Linked DNA regions of Homo sapiens: regions 2 and 3 are each linked to region 1. A link is a contact called in ENCODE Hi-C or POLR2A ChIA-PET data. All regions are on one chromosome and are shown on one strand. Each heading gives the region's core, a stretch centred on a gene start or an enhancer-like site at or near the end of the contact. The rest is flanking DNA. Distances are from core to core; before and after follow the strand shown.

Evidence for each region. Hi-C counts contacts between places; a loop is a spot of excess contacts on that map. ChIA-PET counts read pairs that join two places held with the same protein, here RNA polymerase II (POLR2A). Pooled maps may share reads with other maps.
Region 2: a pooled map shows a loop between it and region 1 (2.6-fold over the local background). The contact joins the enhancer-like site here to the promoter of CCDC32 in region 1. A Hi-C loop is called at or near these places in 5 of 37 single-sample maps with no recorded cell type and 5 of 50 pooled maps. POLR2A ChIA-PET finds 5 or more read pairs at or near these places in 1 of 52 experiments (OCI-LY7).
Region 3: a map with no recorded cell type shows a loop between it and region 1 (2.7-fold over the local background). The contact joins the promoter of RHOV here to the promoter of CCDC32 in region 1. A Hi-C loop is called at or near these places in 1 of 37 single-sample maps with no recorded cell type and 2 of 50 pooled maps. POLR2A ChIA-PET finds 5 or more read pairs at or near these places in 8 of 52 experiments (GM10248, GM12878, H1 and 5 more).

Annotation. Positions count from the first base shown.
Region 1 is chr15:40,563,742-40,566,392 of GRCh38, reverse strand. It overlaps CCDC32 (coiled-coil domain containing 32), which reads left to right and starts at 1,351. Exons shown (of 4, transcript NM_001080792.4): 1 at 1,351-1,417. RefSeq lists enhancers at 129-423, 903-952.
Region 2 is chr15:40,062,378-40,065,028 of GRCh38, reverse strand. All of the region lies in intron 2 of SRP14-DT (SRP14 divergent transcript), which reads right to left. Among named protein-coding and RNA genes, the nearest start is that of SRP14-DT, 24 kb to the right of the region's middle. RefSeq lists enhancers at 203-312, 723-832, 1,679-2,514. Within about 2 kb of position 1,324, at least 12 of the 41 ENCODE cell types and tissues checked have a DNase peak (open chromatin) inside an H3K27ac peak, as active enhancers do; they include OCI-LY7, where a contact is called at or near this core.
Region 3 is chr15:40,872,901-40,875,551 of GRCh38, reverse strand. It overlaps RHOV (ras homolog family member V), which reads left to right and starts at 1,318. Exons shown (of 3, transcript NM_133639.4): 1 at 1,318-1,620; 2 at 1,810-1,868; 3 at 2,051-2,651. The coding sequence starts at 1,413. The coding sequence ends at 2,494. LOC124903475 (a long non-coding RNA gene) reads right to left here and starts at 1,810. Exons shown (of 2, transcript XR_007064600.1): 1 at 1,629-1,810; 2 at 964-1,242. RefSeq lists a silencer at 1,264-1,783.

The DNA of each region.
Region 1 (2,651 bases), core at 102-2,601:
GAACTGAATTTTAAATTGTATTTTAGCTGGGCGCAGTGGCTCACATCTGTAATCCTAAAACTATGTTGTTTTTGTTGTTGTTGTTTTCTTTTTCTTTCTTTCTTTTTTTTTTTGAGACGGAGTCTTGCTCTGTCACCCAGGCTGGAGTGAGAACTATTTCCTCAGCCAAGTTACTTGGCTACTGATGGTTGGCTGATGTCTTTCATCACGTGTTTCTTGGGAGAGAGTAACTGGTGTTGATCCTGGAAGCTGGGGATGGGGAGGGGTCGATCTCAATGAACAAGCTGGTATCTATCCCCTGAAGGATATCAAAGGTCATCTCCTTTAACAACTACAACAACAAAGCATTCTGACACACACTTCTTATGACCACTCTCTCCTTTATGTACTCTGGCCACACTTCCATCATATACTCTATAATCCTCAACGCCCCCCTCCTTTTTTTTTTTTGAGACAGTCTTGCTCTGTTGCCCAGGTTGGAATGCAGTGGTGCGATCTTGTCTCACTGCAACCTCTGCCTTCCCGGTTCAAGCGATTCTCCTGCCTGAGCCTCCCGAATAGCTAGGATTCCAGGCATGTGCCACCATGCTCAGCTAATTTTTGTACTTTTAGTAGAGACAGAGTTTCACCATGTTTCACCCAGGCTGGTCTCGAACTCCTGACCTCAGGTGATCCACCTGCCTCGGCCTCCTAGAGTACTGGGATTACAGGCGTGAGTCACCGCGCCCGGCTGTCTATCACTGTTTACTGTTATTTGTAAACTTTTATGCCTCCATGGCGGACCCCCTTCCTACACTACTAAGCTGTAAGGATCTCCAGGACTTATATCAAGTCATATGTGTCTTAACTTCACGCTTAACACAATGCTTAGAACACAGCAGGTGCTTGGTATCTATTGACTAAATGAATGAAGGAAAGCTTCATAATTTGATGAATGAGACACGAGTCTCCTGGGAGAGTAAGGAAAGAAGCCGCCGAAGTGCTCTAATTTGGGTAACGAAGGGGTGAAATTTTTAGAAGACAAACACCGACAGAGAAAGTTGTGGAGGAGGTGAACTGGCTCCGGCGACTAGGAAAAGTCAAAAGTCTTGGAAACGACTTCCCTATCCAAGCAGGGACTGGAACCCTGGATCTGCAAGGAATCAACCTGGCCCTCGGGAGGGGAGGGGCAATGCTCAGGGCACGTGACTCCACCGTTTCCCGGCAACCAGAGCCCCGTCCACCGCTCGCCTCTTGCTGCTCCTCACTTCTTCACCACGCTGAGCTCCTCTCGACCAATCGACGCACAGAACATCGTCGGGTGGGAAGGTAGTTGGAGGACTCCTGGGCTCCGTCACTAGGGGACTCCGCCCCTCCCGATTTCCTCCGGGCTACAGGCGACAGAGCTGAGCCAAGCGTTTACTGGGCAGCTGTTACGGTAAGTGAGGAGGGGCTGGGGTGCCCAGCGTTTTGGATCTCCCACTCTGGCCCGGCCCCGGAATACCACATAGAGGCCTTGGGACCTGATTCATCCCGTCCAGACAGCCCTAGAGACCTGAGCGACTGAGGCCTGGGATCTGGACGCCGGAATTTCCTGCGTGGTTCTGGACGCCCTGCCCTGGGGTAAGGGGCCATGCGGGGCTCTGGTGTGAGCAAAGTTTTGGTTTTGGGTGGCTTTAGACGAATTCGGGTTGGGGGTTCACTGTAGCGCTAGACATCAGTTCACCCAGGACCGCCGTGTCATAGCTGTCCCTTTTACTTCCGGCCTTTACGCTGGCTGGGCTCTGTCTCCTGGCATTATTCAGACCTTGCCTCAGGCAGCCTTCCTGATTTCTAAGTCTCCTCTTGAAAGAAGGTGTCAGCCTGTCTCATATGCCTAGATAGTTATAAAAGCCTCCAGGCTCTTTGCGTAGCTTTTCCTACCTGCCCGTGCTTGGGCTGCTTTCGTTATATTTTCCAAACAAGCAGGATGGTATTTGATAAAAACATGGATTCTGGAGCAGCACAGATCTGGTTTTCCTGTCAAGGATTCCCCACATATCAGTAATGTGCCCTAGAGCAAGTTACCCTTCTGAACTTGTTTTTTCATCTGTAAAATGGTGAAAATACCTACCTTTCAGTGATTGTATTAAAATAAGAGCATGAGACATACGGCTGAACTGCATGCGCTGAGCACACAGCCCTTGCATTGTAACAGTACTCTCTGACAGACACTTTTTACCAAGCAGGATCTTCATGTATATGGAACTGTGGAAAGACCTTTAGTCTGTGTTCTGTTGAAAACAGAATTTAGGGGCCGGGCGCGGTGGCTCACGCCTGTAATCCCAGCACTTTGGGAGGCCGAGGCGGGCGGATCACAAGATCAGGAGATCGAGACCACCCTGGCTAAACGGTGAAACCCCGTCTTTACTAAAAAATGCAAAAAATTAGCCGGGCGTGGTGGCGAGTGCCTGTAGTCCCAGCTATTTGGGAGGCTGAGGCAGGAGAATGGCGTGAACCCGGGAGGCGGAGGTTGCAGTGAGCCAAGTTAGCGCCACTGCACTCCAGCCTGGGCGACAGAGCGAGACTCTGTCTCAAAAAAAAAAAAGAAAGAAAGAAAGAAAAAAAAACAGAATTTAATTGACTGGAGATAGAACTGTTGCATTTTGGAGATCTTTGGAGAAAAGTGCAGG
Region 2 (2,651 bases), core at 75-2,574, 500 kb after region 1:
TTCCCTTCAAGGCCCAGGTGAAATTCCACCCTTTTCCTCCTCAAAGCCTTCCCTGAACTGTTTATGAGGCTGATTAACATTTACTGAGCATAGCATTTGTACTACAGTATTTGTGCTATTGGTGGGAGCGTGGTGAGGCTGCAAGATGAAACAGGCCCTTAGACTTTCAATGTGGGTGGTTCTAACTCCCTGTCCTAAATTTGGGCCTTCACAGCCAAGTATATGCATCGTCAGTGCACATCCCCCAGGTGAAGACAGGCTCTAGAACTCTGCACACTTCCTCTTCCCACCCCGCGACTTCTGGCAAGTACTGCCTTACGTATCTTTGTCCCCACTTTTTTCCTCACTAAAAGATACCCAAAAAGGATTCTTTGAAGGTTTCTTGCCTCAATGATCCAACATGAGAAGTGGTGAGACCAACCCTTACCAGCTGACAATGACTTAATCATCTTCAGAGATTCTCAAAAGAAGCTGGAATGTAAATAGCCGCTCAGCTGGTATTGTTCTCAAAGAAGACTTAGATGTAGACAGTTCTCACTCTTCATATGCGTCAGAAAATCCGCTTCCTCTGGGTGAGTTTCAGAAGGGGTAAATGTTGTTGCTCAAATTCCAAAGTGATGAAGATGTGTCAACAAGATGCTTCCTGTGGAATCTCTGGCCAGCTGCCTCTTCAGCCCTGTAGACCCCCTTCTGAGCCCGGGCCCTGCCTGGAGTTAGGCTGCCATTTCCTCTCCTGTTTGCACAGATGGGGCCTTGGGCAGTCAGCCTGAGGAACTGTCCCTGTGCTAATGCTGGGGGCGCAACCCAATGAGAAGAGGACTGGCTTTGAAGTTGGGCCTGGGTTCAAATCCTGATTCTGCTACAGTCAGCCAAGTGACCCTGGGCAAATAACTGAAGACTTCTGAGCCATTGCCATGTTTGTAAAATGGATGGTAATACCTGCATCACAAGATTGTTGAGGGACCTAAATGATAATAAATCTCTAATGTATGGTTTAGGGCTAAGAGCCTGGCCCTGCCACTTACAAGCTGTGGAGTGTCAGGCAAGTTACTTAGATGTTCTATGTGTCTGTCACCTCCTCCCTAAGGGTTGAAAATAGTACAGGCCAATTTCTAGGGCCATTGTGAGGATTACTGAATGCCTGACTCATGATGAATGTTCAGTGAATATTGGCCTCCAGCAACTGGGGTAAGCAAGGTAGTTATTATAATCCCCACCCAGAGGGCCAGGGAGAGTCGCACATTTGCTGTGGGTGAAGCCTGGATGAGAACCCTGCGTCCTAGTCCTGGGCTGCAAATCAAGCCTCTGGCCACAGCCTCCTTCTGGCTGGCTCCCTGGGCCCACTTCCAGGCCCATGGAGCTGCTGAATAGGGGACAGCCCATCCCAGGAGCCAGGCTGCTGGCTTCACTGCCTTCCAGAGGGCCTGGGAAGCCTCTTCATGCCAGTCTGTGGCTTTGTCACTTGCCCCTGATGGAGTCTGCCCTCTCTGTGGGCAGTTTCCTCTCCCTACTCATGGCTGATGTTCACTTCCACGCCCAAAGGAGTGTCATTCTGCCCACTTGGCTGCTCAGGATCAGAGTGGCATGGGACAGTGCATGGAGCATTTTGGAGCCAGGGAGGAGGAAGAGGGCAGGCCTTGGCTATGCCTCTCAGCGATGCTGACAGCAGGAGGGTGGTTAATACAAAGCCAGGGCTTAGCTACAAGTCGGGAGGGCTGAGGAGACAGGAGCTAGAAGAAGTCAGGGAAAGAAGGAGACAGAGGCCAGGATTTGCACAGCTAAGAGAGACCTCCTCTCCTCTCTATTTTATAGATAAGGAAAATCATGACCATTTTGCCCAATGTTACGTCATGGTTTGTAGGAAAGATTTGGATGAGAATCTAGTCTCCGGAGTGCCTGCTCGACTTTCCTTCCAATACCCAAAGCTGCCCTCTCCTCCCACCCCGAACACTCAGTGTCTGGCAAGGCCCCTCCAACGCCAATATCACTGCCTCACTGTGGTCCATGGCCCGTGGGCCCTGGCTGGAGGAGGAGCTGGCGTGAGCAGGGGTACCCACTTGCCCAAGAGAGACCTTCAGGAGAGCCCATCATGCCCTGTGGCCTTGTGTCCCTAGACACCTCCAGAAGCCTGACACTGTTGTTCATCCTTCACCCCCAAGACTTTCACCCCCATGTAGCTCTATTCCCCTAATCTGACACAATCCCCCAGATCCTTTCACTCTGCTCTCGGGAACTTATGGTTTGTCATCAGCAAAATCTCCCCATCCACTCGACTTTCCCTTTGAACATTCCTTTCACCATCCTGTTCTACTGCAAACCTGCCTGACCCCCACACACAGCTTCCTTGCAGCCACCTCCTGTCTTGGCTCTGTTTTCTTCTTCCACATCAGTATGCCTGGAGGCAGCGAGTTGTCCTCCCTGCTTTCATGGCCACCTGTAGGTTTCTCCCCCTTCCTCCTCAGCCTAAGTCTGCATCTCCTTTGCAGCTATGCCATCAGACCAGACCATCCACCATCCCTTCTAGTATTTACCATACTCTAGGCCACTCCTGCTCATTCACAGATTTTAGTACCTGGCCCACGGTCTTCCTCTCCACCACCACTCCTCCATGCTTTTCCTAGACCTTAACATTAATTCATTCTTTTGTCCAG
Region 3 (2,651 bases), core at 69-2,568, 310 kb before region 1:
GTTTCACCGTGTTAGCCAGGATGGTCTGGATCTCCCGACCTCGTGATGTGATCTGCCCGCCTCAGCCTCCCAAAATGCTGGGATTACAGGTGTGAGCCACTGCGCCCAGCCTATTTTTTATTTATTTATTTATTTATTTTTGAGACAAAGTCTGGCTCTGTTGCCCAGGCTGGAGTGCAATGGCATGATCTCAGCTCACTGCAACCTCCACCTCCCAGGTTCAAGCCATCCTCCCACCTCAGCCTCCGAGTAGCTGGGATTACAGATGCACACCACCATGCTTGGCTACTTTTTTTGGGGGGTTTTTTGTTTTTGTTTTTTAAGAGAGAGTCTTGCTCTGTCACCCAGGCTGGAGTGGAGTGGCCCAATCTTGGCTCACTGCAACCTCCACCTGCCAGGTCCAAGTGATTCTCCTGCCTCAGCCTCCTGAGTAGCTAGGATTACTGGCACCCGCCACCACACCTGGCTAATTTTTTGTATTTTTAATAGAGACGGGGTTTCACCATGTTGGCCAGGCTGGTCTCGAACTCCTGACCTCAGGTGATCCACCCACCTCGGCCTCCCAAAGTGCTGGGATTACAGGCGTGAGCCACGGAGCCCAGCAACAGCAGGCTATTAATAGTTAAATTTTGGGGTAGTCAAAAGTTATATAGGGATTTTCGGCTGACTGCACAGGGTTTCTCGCCCATAATTCCCGCTTTGTTCAGGGGTCAACAGGTTTTTTGTTTGTTTGTTTGTTTTTAGGATCTGTCACACATGCTGAAGTGCAATGGCACTATTATAGCTCACTGTAACCTTGAACTCCTGGGGTCAAGTGATCCTCCTGGCTTAGCCTCCCAGAACGCTGGAATTACAGGCATGAGCCACTGCTCTCAGCCTCAATATTTAAAAAAGTAATTCTTTCATTAATAAAATTATCCCAACTTTTTAATACTCATGCAAACATATGCATAGAGTTGTTTCTTGTAAGTTGAACAAGGTTTAATTTGCACACTTGTTTAACCTGAACATACTGTATTATATGTTCTGCAACTTGCTTCTTCCTCCTAACAATAAATCATGGATGTCTATCTCTTCTTGGTATTCTCATTTGACGATTCTTTGTCCTTGTACCTGCGTGACTCTTGGAGCTCCAGCTTTCTGCCTGCCTTTCCTCCTCCCGGGGTTTTCCTCCTCCTCGCCTGGCCTCGCAGGGTGCCTGGCCGCGGGAGATCTTCGCCGATGGGTGGGGTCCGGGGCCGCCTGAAACATGTAGATGAGATGGGCGGGGCCCTACACAAACCCGCTGGTAGCGCTGGGCCGACTCGCCCAGCCTGGACCCATTCAGTCAGAGGCAGCCAGCGGGACCTGCTTCACCGAGCGCAGCGAAGCCGAGACCCGGGCTGGCCCCTCTGCTGCCCCCGGAGCGGGCCATGCCGCCGCGGGAGCTGAGCGAGGCCGAGCCGCCCCCGCTCCGGGCCCCGACCCCTCCCCCGCGGCGGCGTAGCGCGCCCCCAGAGCTGGGCATCAAGTGCGTGCTGGTGGGCGACGGCGCCGTGGGCAAGAGCAGCCTCATCGTCAGCTACACCTGCAATGGGTACCCCGCGCGCTACCGGCCCACTGCGCTGGACACCTTCTCTGGTACGTACGTTCAATCGCCCGTGCGGCCGCGTGGCTGCGGCGGGGCTGTGCACCGGGGAGCTGGGGCGGGCGTCTCGGCGGGAGGGCGCAGAGGACCCCGGGGAGGAGACTGGAGCAGGCCCCGAGGTGGCGCTGGTGCGGCCCAGGACGCTCTTCCTAACTCAGGCTCTCCCCGCCCCGCCCCTGCAGTGCAAGTCCTGGTGGATGGAGCTCCGGTGCGCATTGAGCTCTGGGACACAGCGGGACAGGTGAGAAGCTGGGCGCGGCCTCTACTGGTCTGCGGGGAGATGGGCTGGAGGCTGGGAGGACCCCATATGGAGCAAATGGAGAAAGCCTTGGGCTCTTGGAGTCTCAGGTTTCCAGCCCCGGGTGAGAAATGGATTCCATGTGTCGGGGGGCTAATCCTTACCACCTGGCCTTCCCACCCCAGGAGGATTTTGACCGACTTCGTTCCCTTTGCTACCCGGATACCGATGTCTTCCTGGCGTGCTTCAGCGTGGTGCAGCCCAGCTCCTTTCAAAACATCACAGAGAAATGGCTGCCCGAGATCCGCACGCACAACCCCCAGGCGCCTGTGCTGCTGGTGGGCACCCAGGCCGACCTGAGGGACGATGTCAACGTACTAATTCAGCTGGACCAGGGGGGCCGGGAGGGCCCCGTGCCCCAACCCCAGGCTCAGGGTCTGGCCGAGAAGATCCGAGCCTGCTGCTACCTTGAGTGCTCAGCCTTGACGCAGAAGAACTTGAAGGAAGTATTTGACTCGGCTATTCTCAGTGCCATTGAGCACAAAGCCCGGCTGGAGAAGAAACTGAATGCCAAAGGTGTGCGCACCCTCTCCCGCTGCCGCTGGAAGAAGTTCTTCTGCTTCGTTTGAGCAGCTATGGCTGCATAGCAAGTAGTAGGCAGGAGGCCAAAGACTTCTGAGACCTGGGGCACCCGGGCCTTTGCGGCAGCTACTGGCAGGGCCTGGCCACCTCATAGGACTCAGTTCCCTTCTGAACACTCGGGGGACATGGGCCTCTAACTGCCCA